Linked DNA regions of Homo sapiens: region 1 is linked to region 2. Evidence: chromatin loops called from intact Hi-C (ENCODE). Cell type or tissue: CD4-positive, alpha-beta T cell. All regions are shown on one strand.

Region 1 (5,000 bases), 140 kb before region 2:
CACTTTCTCTTTCTTGAATTCCAGCAACAACCTCCCAGCTTGTTTCTCCATAGGTACTCTGACGCCCTCTAAATTGTTGTTTGCATGAACAATTCATATTTGATTATATTAACCCCTTCTTCTCTTCTATATACCTATGCTTAAAATTCTTTAATGGTGTTCCTTTGTCCTTAGGAAAAGAAGACAAACTCTTCAATATGGCTTACAAGGCTTGGCTTCCTTTTCCAGCCTCATCTCATTCACTCCATGCTTTCCCTTTTCTGAGCTCCAGTCTCACTTTCCCTTTTTCATGCCCTGAAAGCCCCATGCTCCCTGTTACCCACACGTAGCTCCTTGTACTTTAAACATGATTGTTCGTAGCTTTCACTCTGTTAGTTTCATGGTTTCTTCAAATACTAACTAAGTTATCACTTCCACAGAGAAGCTTTCCCTCTCCAACATAATTTGTTTTTTTCCCACAGAATTATATTCCCATAGCACTGGCTTTTTCTCCTTTATATCACTTAATATAGATGAAAATTTACATTTATTTTGTGTAATTACTTTAATATTTATCTTTCTTATTACACAAAGGCAGGGATTATGTTTTTCAGTTTTTGTTTGTTTGATTTTGCTTAACTTTGTATCCCACCACCTAAAATAATGCCTGCAATGTGGTAGCAGCTCTATAAACACCTTTTTTTCTTCAGATAAATGAAAAAAAATGAAATCATATGGCAAGAATTTGAAATAAATCTTTACTAAGTCTACTGTGATTATTTAAGACTAGAAATTATGGCCATTAAGCTACCTAATTGTATTAGAGTTTTCTTGGATCAGATGATTTTGGCAAACAAATTGAACTTGAAAGAGGGGATTGCTGTAATTTCATCTGAATGGACTCTACATGGAAAGTGTCTTGACACATGAAAGAAGACGAATCTGGGATGGATGCTAACCTTTTTGGTCTTCACAAATAGAGATTGGGAGTTGATCAGCATGTCCAAAATGCCAATGTGAGGAAATATGTAGTCATACTGTAACAACATTTATTGAGTTATTACTCTGTGTTAGACATGCTAAGTTCTAAACCTGTGTAACTCATTTATATTCTCAGCAGTCTTCTGAGATGTTCGTAGTATTGTCATCTACATTTCATAGAAGAAGAAACTGAAACAGGTTAGGTAACTTACTCGTGGTCACAGAGGTAATTGGTGGATTTGAGGATTCACAGGATTCTAAAATCGAGTTGCTGCACTGCCTTCTTTAAAAAATTAACATTTTTGAGTTTTGTCTAGGAAGTGGGAGTAGGAAATGAACAATTTGTTTTGTCATAAGTAGAAGTATGAGAGGAACACTTATCTTTAAGAATAAGTGCAGACTTTTTGCTCTCCTCAAAATATCATCTTCATTATAATTCCAAAAATATAATGAAAGAAAAATTAAAATGATAACCTATCTTATTCTTACAATTAACTTAAGATTTTTTTGAGTTATTTCCATCTATATACTGGAATCTTAATACTGACCTTGGCATTAAAGTCCAGGTAGTATTAATAATATGAATGTTACATTTGTGTTATTATTCTACAGTTTATTAAGTGCTTTTACTTATATAGTGGATTTAATTCTTCTGAATACTTCATAATTATATCCATTTTAATAATATGAAGGTGAGTGTTAGAGCTCTCAAGCATACAGTAGACGGCTAAGTTAGGGCTAGCCTATAGATTCTCTGACTTTGGTCCAGCACGAAGGCTTTTCTATGACAAAGCCCTTTAAATGCATGAAACTTATAGAGCCATCTTCTTCTGGAATACATATCTGCATATAAAGGGTCTGAGCACTACTCAGCATATGCTGAAATATTTTGTTGCAATGTGTTTTGAGTTCTGCTGTGAAATTTTAGTAAAATTGATTAAACAGTTTTTCCTATGGAAAAGAGAAAAATGAAATCATTTTAAAAAGAGAATCACCATTCAAGATACACACACATATACATATTTTCTTCATATATACTTTATACATAAGCATTAGTATTTATTTTACAAGACTGCAAAAGAATTATGATTAACATTTTCTTCAGAGCTCATTAGAATCATGATTTCTAGTAAACAATAAACTGACCTTAATGTTGCTATTTTCTTATTGTTAGCTGCTGGGAATAACAACAAATACAAAACATTTAAATATATGGTAAAACAATTAAAATGGCATTTTTGTGATATGTCATATTAAGGCACAAAGGGCAGAGTTTTTAATGTAATAATTATGGCCTTTATTTTCCTGAAAGTTTGTTTTCTTCAAGTTTTCTTTTTAATCTTGCTCTGTTTACATCAAAGCTTTAAAACTATCTTCAGTGTAACCTTAGCACAGGAAATGAATGACAGCAGGGTAGCTGGTCTGACCTCAAGACCTCCATATTTTTACTTTGAGGGCCTCAGCGCTCACATGTACTGAAACTCTACCAGCATATAGCAAAGTGCAGTGAAAATAAAATCAGAAAAGACTTCCTCAAGGTTGTTTTTTTTTTTTTCATAGCCCAAATAATAGTATCATGTGCATTTCCCATCAGGTTTGGTTTAGAATTTTCCATACTGTGTTTATATTGATACGTTGCCACAGTGCCTCCTACTGTGGTAGGAAGTTGGGAAATCTATGGTTGTATAAAAGTATGATAAAGAAATGAATTCAATTTTATTTTTAATTAGAACATCCCTAGATATAAACTGATAAGGTCAGCCAGGAGTTGTATCAGAATTTGCAGTTGGTTATCTAAAATCAAAATCGCAGGAGGCAATGTTCCTATGTTCTAAGTTGAAAGCTGAAATGTTGCAATGTTTATGTTTTTTAGCAAAATACAGTAAGTAGTTCCTTTTTAACAGTTTTGACCTTTTCAAAGAAATTAAAGGCCAGAAAACCTCACATGTTGTTGTAGTCCTCCATCGGTGAAGCAGAAAATGTTATCAAGTATTGTATGTCTTGTTTCTGGTGTGGTCTTTGCAACACAATTGTGAAAAGCCTTTGCTACTTGGGAAAAGAGAAAAAACCCTGACGCTGAACACGTGACAGATAATAGCAGTGAACATGAGCTCAGAGACCTGGGAGGGAGTCCTAGTCCTGCTACTTACTAGTCTTAGGACAGGCTCTTCGCTGCTAAGTGACAGAAAGTATAGCTCGCAATTCCAGCCCTACTGTGTTCGAAATTGGTGGGTTCTTGGTCTCGCTGACTTCAAAAATGAAGCCATAGACCCTTGTGGTGAGTGTTACAGTTCCTAAAGATGGTGTGTCCAGCGTTTGTTCCTTCAGATGTTCAGATGTGTCCGGAGTTTCTTCCTTTTGTTGGGCTCATAGTCTCACTGGCTTCAGGAGTGAAGCTGCAGACCTTTGCGGTGAGTGTTACAGCTCCTAAAGGTGGCGCATCTGGAGTTGTTTGTTCCCTCCGGTGGGGTTTGTTGTCTCACTGGCCTCAGGAGTGAAGCTGCAAACTTTCGCCGTGAGTGTGACAGTGACAGTTCACAAAGCACCCAGAGTTGTTCCTTCTTCCCATTCCCAGTTGTCTGTCCCTCCCTGTGGGTTCGTGGTCTTGCTGGCTTCAGTAGTAAAGCTGCAGACTTTCACAGTGAGTGTTACAGCTCATAAAAGCAGCACAAACCTAAAAAGTGAGCAACAGCAAGAGTTATTATGAAAAGCAAAAGAACAAAGCTTCCACAAAGTGGAAGAAGACCCAAGCAGGTTGCCGGAGAGGGTTTGGGTGGCCTGCTTTTATTCCCTTATCTGGCCCCACCCACATCCTACTGATTGGTCCACTTTACAGAGAGCTGATTGGTCCGTTTTACAGAGTGCTGATTGGTCCGTTTTGACAGAGCGCTGATTGGTGCATTTACAATCCTTTAGCTAGACACAAAAGTTCTCCAAGTCCCCTACCCGATTAGTTAGACACAGAGCGCTGACTGGTGCGTTTACAAACCTTTAGCTAGACGCAGAGTGTTGATTGGTGCATTTACAATCCTTTAGCTAGACAGAAAAGTTCTCCAAGCCCCCACCTGACCCAAAAGCCCAGCCGGCTTCATCTCTCAATGGCACTACCCACGGGACTTTGGGGTACATAGCCAGGGCACTCTGGCAGCCCAGAGGGAGCTCCTCCCACGATCAAGCGCAGCAGGCGCCCGCAGGCCGAGCTGAGTGCAGGGGCTGCGGAGCCCGCGCCCACCCCAAACCCGCACCTGCCTGCGAGCGCCTTGCGCAGCCCCGGCTGCCACGGGCGCCTCTTCCTCCACACCTCCCTACGAGCAGAGGGAGCCGGCTCCGGCCTTGGCCAGCCCCAGAGAGGGGCCCCCACAGCGCAGTGGTGGGCTAAAGGGCTCCTCCAGTGTGGCCAGAGTGGACACCCAGGCCGAGGAGGCATGGAGAGCAAGCGAGGGCTGCTAGCAAGTTGTCATCTCTTACTACCTACCATTGCTGTAGTGCAGCCACAGCATCTTATGTATGGTGGATTTGTGAAGCTTTACACTACTGTTACATGGTTTCTCAATCATATTTATCGTTTATACAAGAGCTCACAAATTAACAATTCTTTTACCTTGTTTCCAAATACCAGCATAGTCACAAAATGAATGACTCAGGAAGTGTAGATCTAGAAGAACCAGATAATTGCACATAAGTTTGGTGAGATCAGCATGGTTGTTATGTTGTGGGTGTACTTTGTTAGCTGTCTTTATTTTTATTCTCAGCCCTTTGTAGTGCTTTAAATGGCAGAGGTTTTGAGAATGGGTGTCCCAATGACGTTACTGAGGGCTGAGGTTAAGCATTACATAGAATGGTGGTACTTAGTTGTTGGCCATGACTGGTTTCCTCACCATCTGTGTGAAAAACTGTCAAAAGTACGTATTATTATGCTGATCACCAGGCATGGATACCCAAGTTTCCTGTGGTGGCCTGACTCTGCCATGTTGCTATAATTATAACATAAAATATGGCATGTTTTCCTATTACTCTTGAGTTAGAAAACATACAAGCCA
Region 2 (5,000 bases):
TGTTTATGCAAATAAAAGATTTATTTTAACATTGAACCATAAACAAAATAAATAAGACATTTCTGATATATGAAAAATATCACAGTGGGAGTGAGAAATTATGTACAAAAAGCAAAATGAAATTGCAGAATGCTGTAAGTAGAAGGGGCTTTGGGGAGCATTTAGAGATTAAATGATCCAATCCAACCCTTTTAATTTCCAGGTTAAGAAATTGAAGGTTAGGGGAGATTAGGCAGCTTTCTAAAAATTAGTTTACATTTGAGCTAGGCCTCGGTCTTGTAATTCCAAATACAAGCCAAATAGCAAAATCTTGCCTTAAAAAGTAAATCGGGGAAATTAAAATCTTTCTCTATGTTCTCTTTCCTAGTTAGAAATTATTGTTCACCCAACAATTCATCAATATGACATCACTTAAGGATGTAAGAGAGAGAAAATAGTTGAATCTTCTTTGTCTGTATGATTAAATTATTTTATTCATAGTAACTTTGTTTCTACCATAAAGTGCTGCATAGTATATGCTTTTTAATAAAATTAATTGAAACTTGTATTGTTAAGGATGCTCATAACATTTATTAAATAATTAATGATACCCTTGACTTTTACCAAACCAGAATTGGAGATTCAAGAGTGAAGAGAATGGTACAAGCCTTAGTTTCCATCACATTTGGCACTGAATATCAAGGGCAGAGATCACATATAATTTATTGTACATGTATAAAATATTGGGGAGGCCAGCAAGAACAGAAGAAAAGCAAAGAGAGATTTAAAGATTTCAGAAAGAAAGAATCATAATTCACTGTTTAAAACTTCCATGGGCCTGAAATATCGTTCTATGATGAGCCTTGTCAAAGGGTAACATGAAAAAGTTTTAAGGTTCAGAGTGAACGATACATAAACTTATAAGAGAAAATAGTTGCATCCATATGACAGGGAGAAAAGGCAGGAGTTATTTTAACATGGAATCATATGCAATTGTTTGTATATTGCCGTTTTTTCCCCCTTGAGACATTCTGGCTGCCTTACCCTTGGTCAAGTCTCTTGACTCATTTGTAAAGTTAAATTTCATCCAGGGAAAGCCTTTCATGTCTCTTTATATCACATTCTACTTTCATTTGGTTTATTTAATGATTTATTAAATACATTAAGCATAGCACAATTTCCTATGAGAGTTGAAACATATGACTAAAATTATTTTAAAATTATGTTTATGTTGTGATTTATAAAATTGCAAATTGTCAAAGACATAAGGGATAACGGTAAAATAGCACACAGTTGCTTGAAGCCTACACATTACTCCAAGACCTCGCTTGAAAGCTGGTAATTCCCTTGAAATAGCCCATAGGGGAAGCATATGCAAGGCAACTGACAGCATGTGGTTTGAATAGATGTGCCTATATAGTGAAGGACCAGACTCGGAGAAGGTATTAATGAAGAATATGAATACAGGAGCAATTTCTTAACTTGGTACAGAGACTGACCCCATTTTTATCCAATTTTTATAATCTGTATTATTTAAGGGAGAAAAAATTTTACTCAGGGCTGAACACTCAATACTTTAAGTGTGCTCTAATGGATGTATCATGTAGAGAGCAAGGCAATTGCTTACCTCTTTTATTATTTGGTGGATTTATAAAGTGGCAAAAAATGGATTAGTAGCCATAGCAGCTTGTATTGATAGTGAACAAGTCACTTAACCTTTCTGTGTATCAATGTCTTAAAACAATTCAATCATTAATTCTACATACTGATTGTCAACTATATGCAAAGCATTTTGCGAATTCCTAGGATGAAGGAGTGGGAGTGAGTGATAGGAGATGAGGCTGGATGAGTAGTAGATACCAGATTTAAAATGGCCTTGTGTGACATAATAAGCAGTCAGGATTTATCCTTTATAGTCTTTTGGGTGTTATTAAAGGATTCTAAACAACGGAGTGGCAAAATTGGCACTGACTCTTAGAAATAACACCCTGGTGGTAATGTGAGGCATAGATCAAAAGAGGATAAACTTGGCCCGGTTAGGACAACGGTAATTAATCAGACCAGAAATTATGGTTGCCTGAACAAAAGCCATGTCAGTGGTGATGAGGAGAAAAGGACGGGTTTGAGAAATTGTTAGGAAGTTTGCTTGTAATTGATTAGATTTGGAGGCCAAGAAAGAAGCCTGCTTTGATAGTGATCTATATAATAATATTGATTTCTGACTTGTAAAATAAAGCATATACAGAACCTTGCATAACTTCAATTTGCTTTTATAACAATAAAAGTAATTGTTAAAGATTATTAACTTTGTCTATCAAGTGATGCATGTAAATGAATAAAGTACATTTTTGGATTGTGTATGTAATACAGACAAGCTTAAACACTGTTTTTTGTTGTTTCACTTTTGCTAATAAATAAGTTGAGAAAGCTGGTCTAATTTGACAGTCTTTATATTTAAAGGATAGCTTTCACTTCCCTATGGGAATGAGAAACAGCACTTATAGAAAATTCCATACAAAGCTTTGAGGTCTAACATGCCACGATTTGATAGACTAGGGCATCTGAATATTTAGTTCCTGACTCCAGAGAGCAAATGTTAGAAGATAGAATTGATGAATATTTGACTTAAACTAATTCCTTGAATATCTAGCCATGTATTTTATACCATCTATAACTGTGGTTTCTCAGCACTTAGAAATATGAGCGCTGAATAAAAATGTAGAAAACCACCTGTCTACATGGCAGTCTTCCAAGAATCTACAATCTAAATTATGCTTACCACTAGCAGGAAATGTAGGCAGCCACCTTCTACTTGTCATTCTCAGATCCATTTTTCAAAGGAAGACTATTGCAAGGAAACTACCTTTATGTTAAGACTGATATAATAGAGTACACTTCTTGTACATGGGGGCTTAGAATTAGGTGCTAGGATTTGAGGGAAATCAAGTGAGGCAGACACACAAAACATAACTTCTAACATATCTTTCAGGCATTTGATTTTGGAATCTAATGCAGTATGAGTTTGCTAGTGACCAAGGAAGCCAATAGTGAAGCAGAGTAGTATTAAGTTTCAGTCTCTAAGTTAAGTAACACAAGAATAGTTTCTTTATGTTTAATTGATAAGTTTTTGGTTGTTTTTGTTAAGTTAAAAACTTTTTGATAATTTTCTGCCTTATAACTGTGTATAAGCCCCTGAATTGTTATGGTGTGCGGTACAAAGATAGAAGGAATGGCCTCTGTATTAGGCTGTTCTTGCATTGCTATAAAGAAATACCTGAGACTGGCAATTTATAAGAAAAGAGGTTTAATTGGTTCATGGTTCTGCAGACTGTACAGGAAGCATACCACCAGCATCTGTTTGGCTTCTGGGGAGGCCTCAGAGAAATTTTACTCATGGTAGAAGGTAAAGTGGGAACAGATATGTCACATAATGAAAGCAGGAGCAAGAGTTGGGTGGAGCAGTGCCATATTTTATAACAACTAGATCTCATGAGAACTCACTCACTATCATGAGGACAGAATCAAGCCATGAAGGATCTGCCCCCATGACCCAAACCCATCCCACCAGGCCCCACCTCCAGCACTGGGTATTACATCTTAACATGAAATTTGGATGGGACATCCAAACTATTAGATTGGTGCAAAAGTATTTTGCTTAACCTAATATATCAGCCTGTAATCAACAGAGTGAGTATTAAGCTCTATTTGTGAGATACAAATATCACTAAAAATGGAAAATAAAGATTGACACATAACAATGGTTCATGATTTCAAATCAGTATACTGTTAAAATTTCTATTAGATAATTTTTTTACTAATTTCTGTTAGAGAAATTAGTAAATTGTATGTTTGTTATTTATAACATTCCACAGTGGTTAAATATATAAGATTAAATTCGGACCTAAGACCTAGCTTCAAAACTTGAGTCTGACATTTACTAGTGGTGACACTGTGAATCAGTTATTTAACCTCTTGAACTTTAATGACTTCATTTTTAATGGAGAAATAGTCCTAGCAATTGAGCTCAAAGTAATTCTCATTAATAGTTGCTGGATATTATTAGTACTGACAGTAGTAGAAGTAGGAAATCCTTTTTTTGTCCCACAAAATAATTGAGGTGAATTATTTTTAAAACTTAAAAAAAATGATAGTAGAAAATAATCAGGATATTTTTCTTAGTATATAAGAGTTAAAAAAAGAAAAGACTAGAGTCAATATGTGTGAATTTATGTATATCTGTGTGAGTCAATATGAGAGAGAGGTATCTTTGTATATTTGAGCTTTCAAATTTAAGCTTCAAATTTGGCTTTAAGATTCATGGCAGCCAATTTAAAAGAAGAATATATTCAGTCATATCATTTCTCAGTATCTATATGGGAAAAGTATGCCAATTATTCAGATAAAGCAACATTTTTCTTAACAATAATTTCTTAATGGGATTTCTTACAAGAGGATTTACAGAGAGCATATTACAATAAATACACATTATGGTTTCAACACTCGATTGCTGAAGCAAAAATATTAATGTATTGTTTTCTGTTTGATCTTTTGGAAAAGCCCATCTTACCACCAGTGGACAATTCAGTGATGCAAACTCCATGAAGGATAAAGTTCATGCAGTTCAACTATGTAGGTTTTTGTTAGTCCAGTTCTTTGATCCAAGGAAGAATTTAGAGCAACTTGAAAGATGGTTGGAATATGCAATTATGTTATTTAACACAACAGTTTAATTGGCTTTCTGATGACAGCTGGTGGAAGAAACTGTGAGCCCATCATCTGAGGTGAGGGTAGATTCATGCACTTTAGGAGCAAAGGAGCAACTGGGATGATTGGGATCCTAAGGGGACCAACAAAAATCCTCACTGGACTACTCAATATAAAATACTTCTAATAATCATGGATAAGAAGAATTATTTACATAGGGGAGGACTAGCCTTTTAAAAAGTTTCAAAATAGCAAAATATTGTTTTCTGAATTTGTTTCTAATATAAAGTCTGTTTTATTAAATTGAATGTGTACAT

What was found. A loop is a pair of places that touch in the nucleus more often than their neighbours do. Peaks named below come from ENCODE experiments on the same cell type or tissue, not always from the same donor. Only the 100,000 strongest peaks of a DNase experiment are listed, where the experiment ranks them.
Region 1: a loop joins it to region 2, with 2.1 times the contacts of the local background. A loop is called at or near these places in 2 of 110 quality-filtered maps.

What each region holds. Positions count from the first base shown.
Region 1 is chr2:181,141,598-181,146,597 of GRCh38, forward strand. All of the region lies in intron 1 of LINC01934 (long intergenic non-protein coding RNA 1934), which reads left to right. Among named protein-coding and RNA genes, the nearest start is that of LINC01934, 20 kb to the left of the region's middle. In CD4-positive, alpha-beta T cell, no CTCF peak of the experiment used is centred here; DNase peaks (open chromatin) are centred at 1,164 and 2,384; H3K4me3 peaks cover 1,245 bases; H3K27ac peaks cover 3,139 bases.
Region 2 is chr2:181,278,641-181,283,640 of GRCh38, forward strand. The region is part of intron 3 of LINC01934 (long intergenic non-protein coding RNA 1934); the gene reads left to right. Among named protein-coding and RNA genes, the nearest start is that of MIR4437, 25 kb to the right of the region's middle. In CD4-positive, alpha-beta T cell, no CTCF peak of the experiment used is centred here; a DNase peak (open chromatin) is centred at 2,751; H3K27ac peaks cover 1,085 bases.